Linked DNA regions of Homo sapiens: region 1 is linked to region 2. Evidence: read pairs that join two places in POLR2A ChIA-PET (ENCODE). Cell type or tissue: A673. All regions are shown on one strand. Each heading gives the region's core, and the rest is flanking DNA. Links, peaks and the distances in the headings are about the cores only.

Region 1 (6,260 bases), core at 1,404-5,403, 310 kb after region 2:
ATCATATAATTTATTGAATACTGTACTGAAAGTGAAAAACAGAATGGTTGTATGGGTACTTGAAATACGGCTTCTACTGAATGCATACGAGTTTCGCACCATCATAACATCATAAAATCGTTCAGTTGAACATTGTAAGTCAGGGACTGTCTGTTTATCTTAGTGCCAAGTAGAGTGCCTTGAATGGAGCAGATGACCAAAAATATTAACTGATTGGTAAATCGATTGACATATAATTAAAAACTCAAATGAACATGAGACTTGAATAAATCACAATTTAAATGTGTTCCTTGTCAGTCGTACTGTTAAGGTGGAAGTCCTGAGCCCCTGTATTTGTTAGGGCACAGGCTTATCTTTTCCTTAAAGATAAGGTATTAAAAAAAGAAAGATCTTGAATTATAGTGATGTAAATAGGATTGAAGTTTCCTTTTCTCTTATGTAACAGTGTGCAGAGGTCAGCAGGCTGGGGCTGGGTCCAAGGAAGCAGCTACAGCTGCAGCCAGCAGGAAGGAGGAAAAAAGCCAGAACCATGGGTTTGTGTTGTTTCCCAGGGCTGTGACCTAGAAGTGGTATTTATCCTTCTGCTCACATCTCATTGGCTATAACTTGATCACATGGCCACACCAAGCTGCAAGGGAGCCTGGGAAATGTAGTCTTCATCTGAAGGGCTGTGCCCAAGTACAATGTGGGAGTTCCATTGTTAGAGATGGGGAGAATGGGTATTACAGCCTCTGATATAGTTCCTAAAGTAAAATTCCCTAAGAGCCTCCCCTTAATCTGAATCAGTTGCAAAATAAATCTTGAGTAGAGCCAGCTTTTCTGTTTTACTCTCTGTGGGTGTAGTAGTTTTGTTTACTTTGACAAGACAGCTCTCATTGACAATTTCTGTGATTTCATGAAAAAGTGGAGTTTTTTATTTTTATGAGACAAACATTTATATTTCATTTTTACATAAAAGATACTCCTTCTCCATAAAGCCAATAGAGGCAGAAAAAGTACACTCGTTAATAAATTCTTAGATTTCCCAGAAAGGTAGATACCATAGTATAGGGATTAAGACAGCAATCCAGGAGGAGGAGGTAGTGGGAGGAAAATCTAGAACTGTCCAAAGGATCAGACGTCTATGGTTTGGGGTACCACCTCGACCATTTATTAGCTGTGTGATCATGATCACTTTACTTAACTGCTCTGAACCTCAGTTTTCTCTTCTGTAAAATATGGATGATAATATGCACCTCATTACAGAATTGATCCTGAGAATAAAAGAGGTGTTACAGGTAAAGCACTTTGGGCTGGGTCTAGTTTGTAAAAGTTGCTTAGTGAAGCCAACTTCCTTCCTCCCTCCCTCCCTCTCTTCCTTCCTTCCTTCCCTTCTTTCCTCCCTCCCTCCCTTCCTTCCTGTCTTCCTGCCTTCCTGCCTTCCTTCCCTCCCTCCTTCCTAAGAACAAGGGCTTAGCATTGTTCTTGTGAGGTCATTGTTCTTGTAATGTTAAAAAAGGGAGTAGCATTGTCCTTGTAATGCTAATGTCCTCCCTCCTTCCTTCCTTCCTTCCTTCCTTCCCTCACTCCCCAATTCCTAAAAAAAGGGATTAGCATAGTCCTTGTAAGTAAGTGGAAGAACCTCTGAAGGCATTCCCTGTGGTTACCCATCAATACTCACAGCCTGGGAGCAGTCCTTCAGAAGTAGCTAAAAAACCCCCAAATTTTAGCTCTGATCTAAACACAGGGCAGTAACCAAACCAGCCAGAGGAGCTGGGGACAAAGCTGAGGCAACTAACAGCACAGGAGAAATTCCCTTCTCTCTGCACTGAATACATCTTTAAGTGGTACTGACCCTGCGAACTGGGGAGTCAGGAGCTGAGGGCAAGCAACAGGTGTCTGCGGAGCTGGAGAACATGATACCCCTAGCCCTTTAGAAGCTGTGTGAGGAGGCTGAGAATGTTGGGGAGGGGGCCCATTATAAACTGGAAACAGAACCCACCTGACGAAGGTTTGGGATATGAGAGAAAACATGGCTTCTGCAGGAAACAGGCTGGATATTCTGGGCTGACCCATCCATTTGTTTGTGGAGCACGAGCAAAGCCAAGGCTAGAAAGATGAGCCACACTTGGGCTCCATGGTGCAGCTAATGGGCTGGACAGAAAGGCTGGACTCCCAGTGAGGCTGGAAGACCTCCCTCAGGGATGCAGGTCCAAGGCTGTTTGGGCTCCTGGGGCCAAGGGAGGAAACCTGGAGGAATTTAGACACAGTGGGAAAGGGTGCATTTTTTTCTATGATGAAGACATTCCCTCCTAGGCAGACACTCTTGTTTGTAATGTAGGAGGAGAGTCTTGCTTCTAGGCTGGATGTGCTGACTCTACAGGGGGAGGGAGGTGGGGAAGCAAGACATTGTGATAAGAAGATTTAAAAGCTTACCAACTTGAACCTACTTATCCCTGCTCTGTTTTCCTGGAGGCAGCCTTAGAAAAATAAGCCCTGTCCCTCCCTTCCTCCCTCCCCCAACCCTTCCCTCCCTTTTTCCCCTCTCCCTCTCTCCTGCCCTCCCTCCCCTCCTTTTTTCCTCCCTTCCTCCTCTCCTTCCTTCCTTTCTTCCTTCCTTCCATCCATACCCTCTCTTCCTTTTTTTCCCTAGCCTTTGTCTCTCTATGCTTCTCTTCTTTCCTTCCCTTCTAACACACATTCATTTAATCCTGATTATTTGCCAGATACTGTCTTAAGAGTTGGGAAAAACAACCAGTGAAGAAAGATTAAAATTCTAATTGAGGAGACAAACAATTAACATCAATTGCTGCCCAAACATCTTTATCTTTGTTCTCTCCAGGTCAAGTCTATACCTGGCCTTTTCCCCTAGGCCCATAACATGCAGCCCTAAATTGCATTCACTTGGTAGTCAGTGAGGGGGTGATTTGTTCTTTTGCAAGGAAGTTTCAGGGAATAGACTGTGGCTGCTGAACACTGTTTTACAAATCACCTGCACCCTATAGATGTTGACAGTGTAGAACTCTACCCAGAATTTGAAGTCTCCTCCCCTGGGGGCATATGAGAGACTGAGATGAGATGAGATGATGAAATCTCCTGAAATACACAGGCAAGCCATGGGAGAGCCAAAAGATTTCTGCCCCAGAGAACTGGAGTAATTTTGGTTGGTTTTTGGGAAAACATTCTAAGATGGGCACAGCATTGTGCAAGGTCTCAAAGCTCAGCTGCCAAATAATGGTGTTCAGTACTTAATCCTGTTGATTTGTATGATAATGTTTTACCCATTTTCAAGATCAGTCCATACACAATTATGGCAATGTAAAGTTATTCTTTTTTTTTTTTTTTTTGATTTAAGATTCCCCAATATATGTTGTAAATAGAATTGGCATGGCTGAGATTTATTTTTGGTATCATGAAAGAAGCTTTTAGATTTCAATTTAGAAAACTGGGACAGGAACACCATTTCTGGCCATTTTTGGCCACACTTGTTAATTTACAAAATGAGGATAAGAGAGGCCAATTTAGAGAAGTTGTGGGGATTAAATATGATAAATGGAAAGATACACGGTCAACTCTCAAGCATTGTAGAGATGTTAGATTGTATTATGACTGTGACTGTTATTCCTCAAGTGTCAGCTTACTTTTAAACAGCTTTGAATGGCCTGGTATCAACTTGGGCATTTTGAAGATCAACTATTCAGGGTATGAAACTAAAAAATAATTGCGATGGTTGGACAGGGACTATGAAAATCTGTTCCCATGCTCCTTTCGATATAACAGTTCTCTAAAACATTTGGAATTGTCTTTAGAGATGTCGTCATGGTTCATTTTCTTTCCCAAGGCATAAGACTTAGGCAATTGTTTTGGGATTAAAGTACATTTTATAATTGGGAAGAACAATCTCTGCCCAGTGATGGTGAAAATGCCAGGGGGAATTTTTGGACAATTGTACCCGTTTATGACTTCTTCTTTCTCCCTTGAAGAGAGGCTAACTTGTGGAAATCTTCTATCTAGATGGCAAGGTTATAACATTGGTTAACATGTTACCAAAGTTAACTTGCTTGGAGGAGCTGCCAAGGGCATTATTAGGTTATCTACCAGGATGCCAAAAATATTTCCAAGATGGAAGGAGATCCATGTTGACTATCAAGGGCCTTTGCTTTAGACAGCTTTTACCGCTGACACCCAGAGCTGGTGATATGGAGCAAAACGAGTCTGAAAGCCAGGCATGTGTTTCCGGACAAACATGGCCTGGACAAACAGCTCCTCTCTTCTCTCTGTCAGTTTCTTCCTCTGTCAAATGGAAAGTCCATTGCTAGATTTCTACCTCACAAGGTTGGTCTGCGAAGATGTGAAGACCCTGCCAGAGGAGTGTCTCAATACAGAGTACTCTTCTGTGGGCTAAAAGAGCTGTGTTTCAAACACTGGAATACATAAAGCATAACTCCTTTGCAGCCCACACCTTCTAGGAAGTAATATGGACTGAAAACCAGTGATCCATATCCTGCCAGGTAGAAAGCTGTGCTTTGGGAGCTGGAAGAGAACTCTTCCTGCCACTATGGTACCATTTATTATTTTATAGAATACTCAGTTGGTTTGCAAAGAGCAGACCCATTAAGTAAAATAAAACAAAATTAGCTCTGTGATCTTATAAATTGGTCTGTTCTGATGACAACAGACAATGATAGAAAGAAATTGTTACTTGCTATAGATGTTCTAGTTATTGTAAACATAGGACTGTGGTTTTCATGGGATGCTAAATGAAGGAATCGTTCTCCTTTTAGCATCTGGACGTCAATCCAGTCCTACTTCTGTTGAATGCCGCAGAGTACACTTTAAACCGTTGGGACCTTTAATACCCACTGACAGACTGCCAATGAAGACCCGCTGTGTTCTGAATTGCAAAATGGGGGAGGGAGGGAAGAACACTAGCAACAGGATGGGATGTGAGGTCCGTTCCTGCTTGTGGCACAAGTCCAGTTGGTCAAACGTAGAGGTTGGAGGAATCTGGAGAGAGATACGGTGACAGGCTTAGTTCCTCAGGCAAGGACCAGGCTAGTCACAGTCCGGGTATTTAGTTTCTGACCTTCTTGGTGAGGCAAAACCATATGCTCCTGGTTCGGAGAAAACCAAACAATAATCTGAAAGCCAACCCCAGGAGGAACCAACTGAGAGTTGTGCAGAGGCCAGTGAGGGTGACCTCATTTCTCACTGCTCTGCTCTCTGCTCTTAGATGGCCAGCACCGGGTTCTGTTTTGTTCTGTCTCCCATCCTAGTTCAAGGACAAATACCCTCTGGCTCTGAGCTTACCCTGCTTATGGCTTGACACATGTGTGCCTATTTCTTTTTCTCTTCTTTCTTTTTTTTTTTTTTTTTTTTGAGACGGGGTCTCACTCACCTCAGCCTCCCTAGTAGCTGGGACCACAGGTATGGGCCACCACTCTTGGCTAATTTTTGTATTTTTTTGTAGAGACTTGATCTTGCCATGTTGCCCAGGCTGGTCTCAAACTCCTGGACTCAAGTGATCTGCCTGCCTCTGGCCTCCCAAAGTGCTGGAGTTACAGGTGTGAGCCATCACACCTGGCCCTACTTTTTGAAAAAGCAAAGTACTTGTGATAACACATCACTAAGGAGCAGGCGGACTATCAGCCCAAGGCTCCCAAAGCACATTTCCTACTGTCTTTTACCAATACATGCAGCTCATCTCCACTATCTCCATCCAGAGCAGGTATGTAGAAGGTCAAATCTTAAGGGGCTTTAGGGTTCATTTTATAGTCCACCCTCCTCGCTTTTAAAGATGAGACAAGGGAAGCCCAAGAATTAAAGTGATTTTCCAAGACCACAGGTGGTCAGCGGCCGAGCTGTCAGAAGAACCTCATTTCCCATGTCTTCCATGCGGACGTCCCTGTGGGCAAAGATCCTGGACACTGTGCGAGTGGTGCTCTGGGCTGTGCAGCGACTCCTGGCCTACTGCCTTTTCAGGGCTGTGCCCTTGGGATTGTGGCCTTTGTCTCCTTTGTCCTTTTTTAGGGTTATCCCTGGTATGGTTTTAATATGCCATTAGACCCTTGAACAGTGTGGGAGTTAGGAGCACTGACTCCCACCCCTATGGAGAGAAAAATCTGCATAGGAACTTTTTGTTTTTTTTTTAACAAGGGCTTGCTCTATCACCCAGGTTGGAGAGCAGTAGTGTGATCACAGCTCATTGCAACCTCGACCACCCCCCATGCCCCACCCGGCTCAGATGATTCTCTTGCCTCAGCCTCTCGAGTAGCTGGGAC
Region 2 (6,260 bases), core at 929-4,928:
CCCCACCCCAACTCCTCCCTGCTTTAGTACTAAACAGGAGTCAGAGGAGAGGCCAGCAAAACTCATGTTCTGGCTTCTGGCTGTCACAGTTCTCCCCATGAAGCTAAAGGCACATGACCAAGTCTTCATCACTGTGGCCTTGGGTTCAAGGGAGCCCCTGTGACCCTCCCCGGCCTCTCTCCACCCCAGGGCTCTCTGGGCATTCCCCTAGTCATCCACGCCTTTTCTTTTTAGGGTGTAACTGTATCCACGATGCAGCTGATTTTAATCTCTATGGGTTTCTGCATCATGGAGCTGAGGAAGACAGCGTAACCGCCTCAGAAAAAAGTCTGTCCTCGGATAACTTATCTGACAGAGAAGCGATTACCACCTGCTTGATTTCTCAGGCAATTTTAATTCACTGCTGCTTGGCGATAGGGATTCGAAAGAGAGAGAGAGGGAGAGTGAGAATCCTTCACTCTATTGAGTTACTCCATAAGCTGTTTCCACAGCTCCAAGATATACTGTGTGCCCGGCCTGTATCTGTTTTATTCATCCAGATTTAAAAAATAGATGTGATGGATTTATGTGTGTGCCCTGCTAATGTGTAAGCAGCTTTCACGGTAGTTTTAGCTCTTGTCCTTGAAGGACTGGCATGGCCCCTGGAGTTGCTCCTCTCCTGTGATAGAAACAGGAAAATGAGAAAGACTCTGCTTCTGTCTGGCGGTTTTGACAAACCTGGTCAAATTCCCATTCCCAGAGGTGCCTTGTGCCCATTAGGAAGCTGATTGCTTACGGGAGAGCCTTTGAATTCCAACAGAGACAAGATCAAGGCCTAATGTGCCACATGTACGTGGGTCTCCCTTTCCTTGACCAACAGATTTTGACAGAATGGCTTGTCAACAAATAGGCCTGGGGTAAGAAGATAAAGAGTTGTCATTTAGAAATAAACACTATCATTTCTCTTCACAATTCGTAACTGCTTTTTCAACTTTTTCCTTCCATCCTCCCTCCTCCTCCTGAATCCCTACATTTTGCATGCCACCAAAATGCTCGTACAGCCTCATCTGGAAGCCTCACTCACTGGTTCTTGCTCCTGGTGGGAGCCTGTGGCTTTTTACCTTCCAAAACATCTCCCTCCTGCTTTTAAAAAAAAGTCTGGTTGGGTGTGGTGGCTCACACCTGTAATCCCAGCACTTTGGGAGGCTGAGATGGGAGGATCACTTGAAGTCAGGAGTTCAAGACCAGCCTGGCAAATATGGTGAAACTCTGTCTCTACTAAAAATACAAAAATTAGCTGGGTGTAGTGGCAGGTGCCTGAGTCCCAGCCACTTGGAAGGCTGAGGCAGGAGAATCACTTGAATCTGGGAGGTGGAGGTTGCAGTAAGCCTAGATCACACCACTGCACTCCAGCCTGGGTGACAGAGCGAGACTCCATCTCGAAAAAAAAAAAAAATTCCTAAGCACATCTGAGGCAAATCAAATGATGCGTATCTCTAAAATGGGCAAGAGTTACCTTTAATTCCTCCCTGTTTTTGCTTGATGGGTTATGTTCACCATTCCTTGTATATTTGGTAATTTTTAATTTAAATCATTTATATTTAATACAATTTTATGAAGTCTTCACTTGGCTCTTCATCTTTCAGGTCTCAGTGTGGTTCCTATATGCTCTTGTATTATTCTGTACTCCTCCAATTAGAGTACTTACCACTTTGTGCTGTTATTGACTGTTTTCCTATCTATATCCTCCATATGATTACAAGCTTCACAAGGGCAGGGGTGCGCCTATCTTGTTCATCATTGCATGCCATTCTCTCGCATTAGGCTTGGTGCAAAAAAGATGCTCAGTAAATATTTGTTGAATGAATGCATGAAGGAATGTGTAGTTTGCTATGTATATGATACTGTGCCAAGTTACTGCAAGACTGACTCTGGGCCAGGCACGGTGGCTCATGCCTGTAATCCCAGCACTTTGGGAGGCCAAGGTGGGTGGATCAAGAGGTCAGGAGTTTAAGACCAGCCTGGCCAACACGGTGAAATCCCGTCTCTACTAAAGATACAAAAAAAAAAAGAAAAAATTTAGCAGGGCATGGTGGCATGCACCTGTAATCCCAGCTACTTGGGAGGCTGGGGCAGGAGAATCACTTGAACCTGGGAGGCAGAGATTGCAGTGAGCCGAGATCATGTCATTGCACTCTAGCCTGGGCAACAGGGCAAGCCTCTGTCTCAAAAAAATAAAATAAAGACTGACTCTGATCTTTAAAAAGTTAGAATGTGGTAGGGTCAATGAGACCCAGAAACACAAATCCTGGAAGTAAATCGCAGAGTGTACTGATTAATATTAGGTGTATTATATTAATATTGGATTGAGGGATGCCTAGATGGCTGGTTCCTGGGTGTGCCTGTGAAGGTGTTGCCAGAGGAGATTGACATTTAAGTTAGGGGATTGGGAGAGGAAGACCCACCCTCAATGTTGTGGACGGGGCACCATCCAATGGGCTGCCAGCGCAGCTAGAACAAAGCAGGCAGAAGGGGGATTAGCTTGCTTGTTGATTCTTCCAGCTCTTTCTCTCTTCCAGTGCCGGACACTTGCTTCTGCTCCTCCTAACCTTGTACATCAGACTCCAGGCTCCTTGGCATTGGACTCAGACTCTGAGAGCCTCCTGAGGGCTCTCAGGCTTTCACTGAGAGCTGCACTGATGACTTTTCTGGTTTTGAGGCTTTTGGACTTGGACTGAGCCACGCTACCAGCCTCTCTCTCCCACCAGCTTGCAGATGGCCTATTGTGGGGACTTTGCCTTATAATCACGTGAGCCAATTCTCCCTAATATAAGCTCCCTTATATATACCTCCTATTGGTTCTGTCTCTCTGGAGAACCCTGACTAATACACAAAGTGAGAGAATTGTCATATGAGATAATACAACAAATTATTCTGATGGTGGTGGTGAAGAGGAAGGAGGGGATTTGGACAAATTCTTTGGAAGAGGCTGAGTTTAGATTTGGCCTTGAGAGGATGGGTGGGGTCTTGATAGATCAAGATGGAGCAGAGTGGAGGCTTGGGAGAGAAAGACAATGTGGTGGTCATTTACTGTTTTGGGACACCCAGATCCATTCACCCTACTTTTAGTAAGAGCTCTTGATTTGTTTTGGAAGCCCACCGCAATGCTCACCTTGGGTCCAAAGGACCTGAAATGAGGACTTAGATGTGGCCGGGGATCAGGGCTTGCCTATGGGACTCAGGACTAAATATTAAAGAAGAGTTGGACAGATATTTCACAAAAGAAGGCGTAACAATGGGAAATAAGTACATAAAAATATGCTGGATTGATTATAGACTGGAAGCCAGGACCTTAGCTCTCTCTCCCATCTTGCAAGAAAAAGATGAGAAGCCCGATACCAAGGAGGTGAAACCTGAAGGCAAGAAGGTTGATGCAGGTGGCAAGGTGGAAAAGGGTAACCTGACTCAAGGCTGAAAAAAACCAACAAGGGGAAGCCCCACTGCAGACAAAATCCTGTCCTCTTCAGAGGAATTGGCAGGTATTCCCAATCTGCTGTGCATTCCAGAAAGACCATGTACAAGAGGAAGTACTCAACTGCTCAATCCAGGGTTGAAAAGCAAGAGGACTGTTCTTGTCACTGTTAATAAACCAGTTGCTGGTGACAAGCATGATGGTACCTGCGTGGTTAAAATTTGCAAATTGCCTAGGTACTGTCCTCTTGATGATAAGCCTGGGGAGCTGTTGAACCAGGGCAGAAGCCCTACCAGCCAGCACGTGAGAAAACGGGGCCAGCCTCTCTCCCAGGACCACTCTGCTCATCCTCACTGGGCACTGCAGAGGCAAGACAGTGGTTTTCCCGAAGCGACTGGGCACTGGCTTGTTACTTTTTACTGAACCTCTGATTCTCAATTGAGTTCCTCTGGGAAGAGCACACCAGAAATTTGTTGTTTCCACCTCCTCAAAAATTGATATCAGCAATGTGAAAATCCCAAAATAGCTCACTGATGCTTACTTCAAGAAGAGGCAGCTGTGGAAGCCCAGACACCAGGAAGGTGCGATCTTCAACACAGAAAAAGAGAAATGTGAGATTACAGAGCAGAGCAAGCCCTGGTCCCCGGCCACCTCCAAGAAAGCTGTGGACTCAAAAATTTTGGCCAGGCATGGTGGCTGACACCTGTAATTCCAGCACTTTGGGAGGCCAAGGGCAGGAGTTCAAGACCAGCCTGGCCAACATAGAGAAACCTCGTCTCTACTAAAAAAAAAAAATATATATATATATATATATATATATGTCAGCCAGGTGTGGTGGCAGGTGCCTGTAGTCCCAACTCCTTGGGAGGCTGAGGCATGAGAATCTCTTGAACCTGGGAGGTGGAGGTTGCAGTGAGCCAAGATTGTGCTACTACACTCCAGCTGGGGTGACAGAAGGAAACTCTGTCTCAAAAAAAAAAAAAAAAAAAAAAAGCTATTCTTCAGCTCCAGGGCTACCTGTGATCCAAGTTTGTCCTGGAGAATGGAGTTTATCTTTTAAAATTGGTGTTTCAAGTTTCTTACAACTAGATGCAGTAGCTCACACCTGTAATCCCAGCACTTTTGGAGGCTGAGGCAGGTAGATTGCTTGAACCCAGGAGTTCAAGACCAGCCTGGGCAATATTGCGAGACCTCACCTCTAAAAAAAATACCAAAAAAAAAAAAAAAATTGGAAGGGCACAGTGGCTCACACCTGTAATCCCAGTATTTCGGTAGGCCAAGGCGGGTGGATCACGAGGTCAGGAGTTCGAGATCAGCCTGGCCAACATAGTGAAACCCCCGTCTCTACTAAAAATACAAAAATTAGCCAGGCATGTTGGCGTGCACCTGTAGTCTCAGCTACTTGGGAGGCTGAGGCAGAAGAATCGCTTAAACCCAGGAGGTGGAGGTTGTGGTGAGCCGAGATCACACCACTGCACTCCAGCTTGGGTGACAAAGCGAGACTTTGTCTCAAAAAAAAAAATTAGCCAGGGTAGTAGCACATGCCTGTAGACCCAGCTGCTTGGGAGGCTGAGATGGAAGAATCACATGAGCCTGGGGAAGTTGAGGCTGCAGTGAGCTGTGATTGCGCCAGAGCACTGTAGACTGGATGAAGAAAAGCCCTAAAAAACAAAAATGAGTTTCTTGGAATGAAACTAATTAAAGAACAAACACATTTTATTTTTTATTATTATGATTTTTGAGACAGAGTCTCACTCTGTTGCCCAGAATGGAATGCAGTGGCATGATCTCGGCTTACTGCAACCTGTGCCTCCCGGGTTCAAGTGATTCTCCTGCCTCAGCCTCCCGAGTAGCTGGGATTACAGGCGCATGCCACCAGGCCCAGCTAATTATTTTATTTTTAGTAGAGACAGGGTCTCACCGTGTTGGCCAGGCTGGTCTTGAACTTCTGACCTCAAATGATCCACCTGCCTTGGCCTCCCAAAGTGTTGGGATTACAGGTGTGATCCACTGAGCTCAGAGAACAAATAAAGAAAGGAAGGAAGGAAGGAAGGAAGGAAGGAAGGAAGGAAGGAAGGAAAGAAAGAAAGAAAGAAAGAAAGAAAGAAAGAAAGAAAGAAAGAAAGAAAGACAGGAAGGAAGGAGAGAAAGCAAGCAAGCCGCACGCGGTGGCTCACGCTCTTTGAGAGTCCGAGGCAGGTAGATCATCTGAGGTCAGGATTTCAAGACCAGCCTGGCCAACATGGTGAAACCCCGTCTCTACTTTTAAGTACAAAAGTACTTTTAAATACAAAAATTAGCTGGGTGTGGTGGCGGGCGCCTGTAATCCCAGCTAGTCAGGAGGCTGAGTCAGGGAGAGTTGCTTGAACCCAAAGGTGGAGCTTGCAGTGAGCCGAGAACGTGCCACTGCACTCCAGCCTAGGTGACAGAGCGAGATTCCATCTCAAAAAAAAAAAAAAAGAAAAAAGAAAATATGCATATTGAGGAAATGCAAATTAAAATGAATGAGGTAGCCTGGACAACATGGCAAAAACCCCTCTCTACAAAAAAAAAAAAAAAAATACAAAAATTAGCCAGGCATAGTGGCGTGCACCTATAGTCCCAGCTATTCAGGAGACTGAGGCAGGAGAATTGCTTGAGCCTGGGAGGTTTAGGTTGCAGTGCGCTGAGATTGCGCCATTGTACTCGAGCCCACGTGATAGAGAGAGATCTTGTTTCAAAAAAAAAAAAAAACGAGGTGCTGTCATACCCCCACTAGAACAGCAAAAATTTCAAAGGCAACAATACCAAATGCTGGAGAGTATGTGGA

What was found. ChIA-PET counts read pairs that join two places held together with the same protein. Peaks named below come from ENCODE experiments on the same cell type or tissue, not always from the same donor. Only the 100,000 strongest peaks of a DNase experiment are listed, where the experiment ranks them.
Region 1: POLR2A ChIA-PET joins it to region 2 with 7 read pairs; 2 of 35 experiments call an interaction of 5 or more read pairs at or near these places.

The regions. Positions count from the first base shown.
Region 1 is chr6:14,794,440-14,800,699 of GRCh38, reverse strand. No RefSeq gene overlaps it. Among named protein-coding and RNA genes, the nearest start is that of JARID2-DT, 450 kb to the left of the region's middle. In A673, for the core only: no CTCF peak of the experiment used is centred there; DNase peaks (open chromatin) are centred at 1,559, 2,399 and 3,049; H3K27ac peaks cover 2,939 bases.
Region 2 is chr6:15,101,226-15,107,485 of GRCh38, reverse strand. It overlaps the pseudogene RPL6P17. Among named protein-coding and RNA genes, the nearest start is that of JARID2-DT, 140 kb to the left of the region's middle. RefSeq lists a silencer at 2,617-2,819. In A673, for the core only: no CTCF peak of the experiment used is centred there; no DNase peak of the experiment used is centred there; H3K27ac peaks cover 422 bases.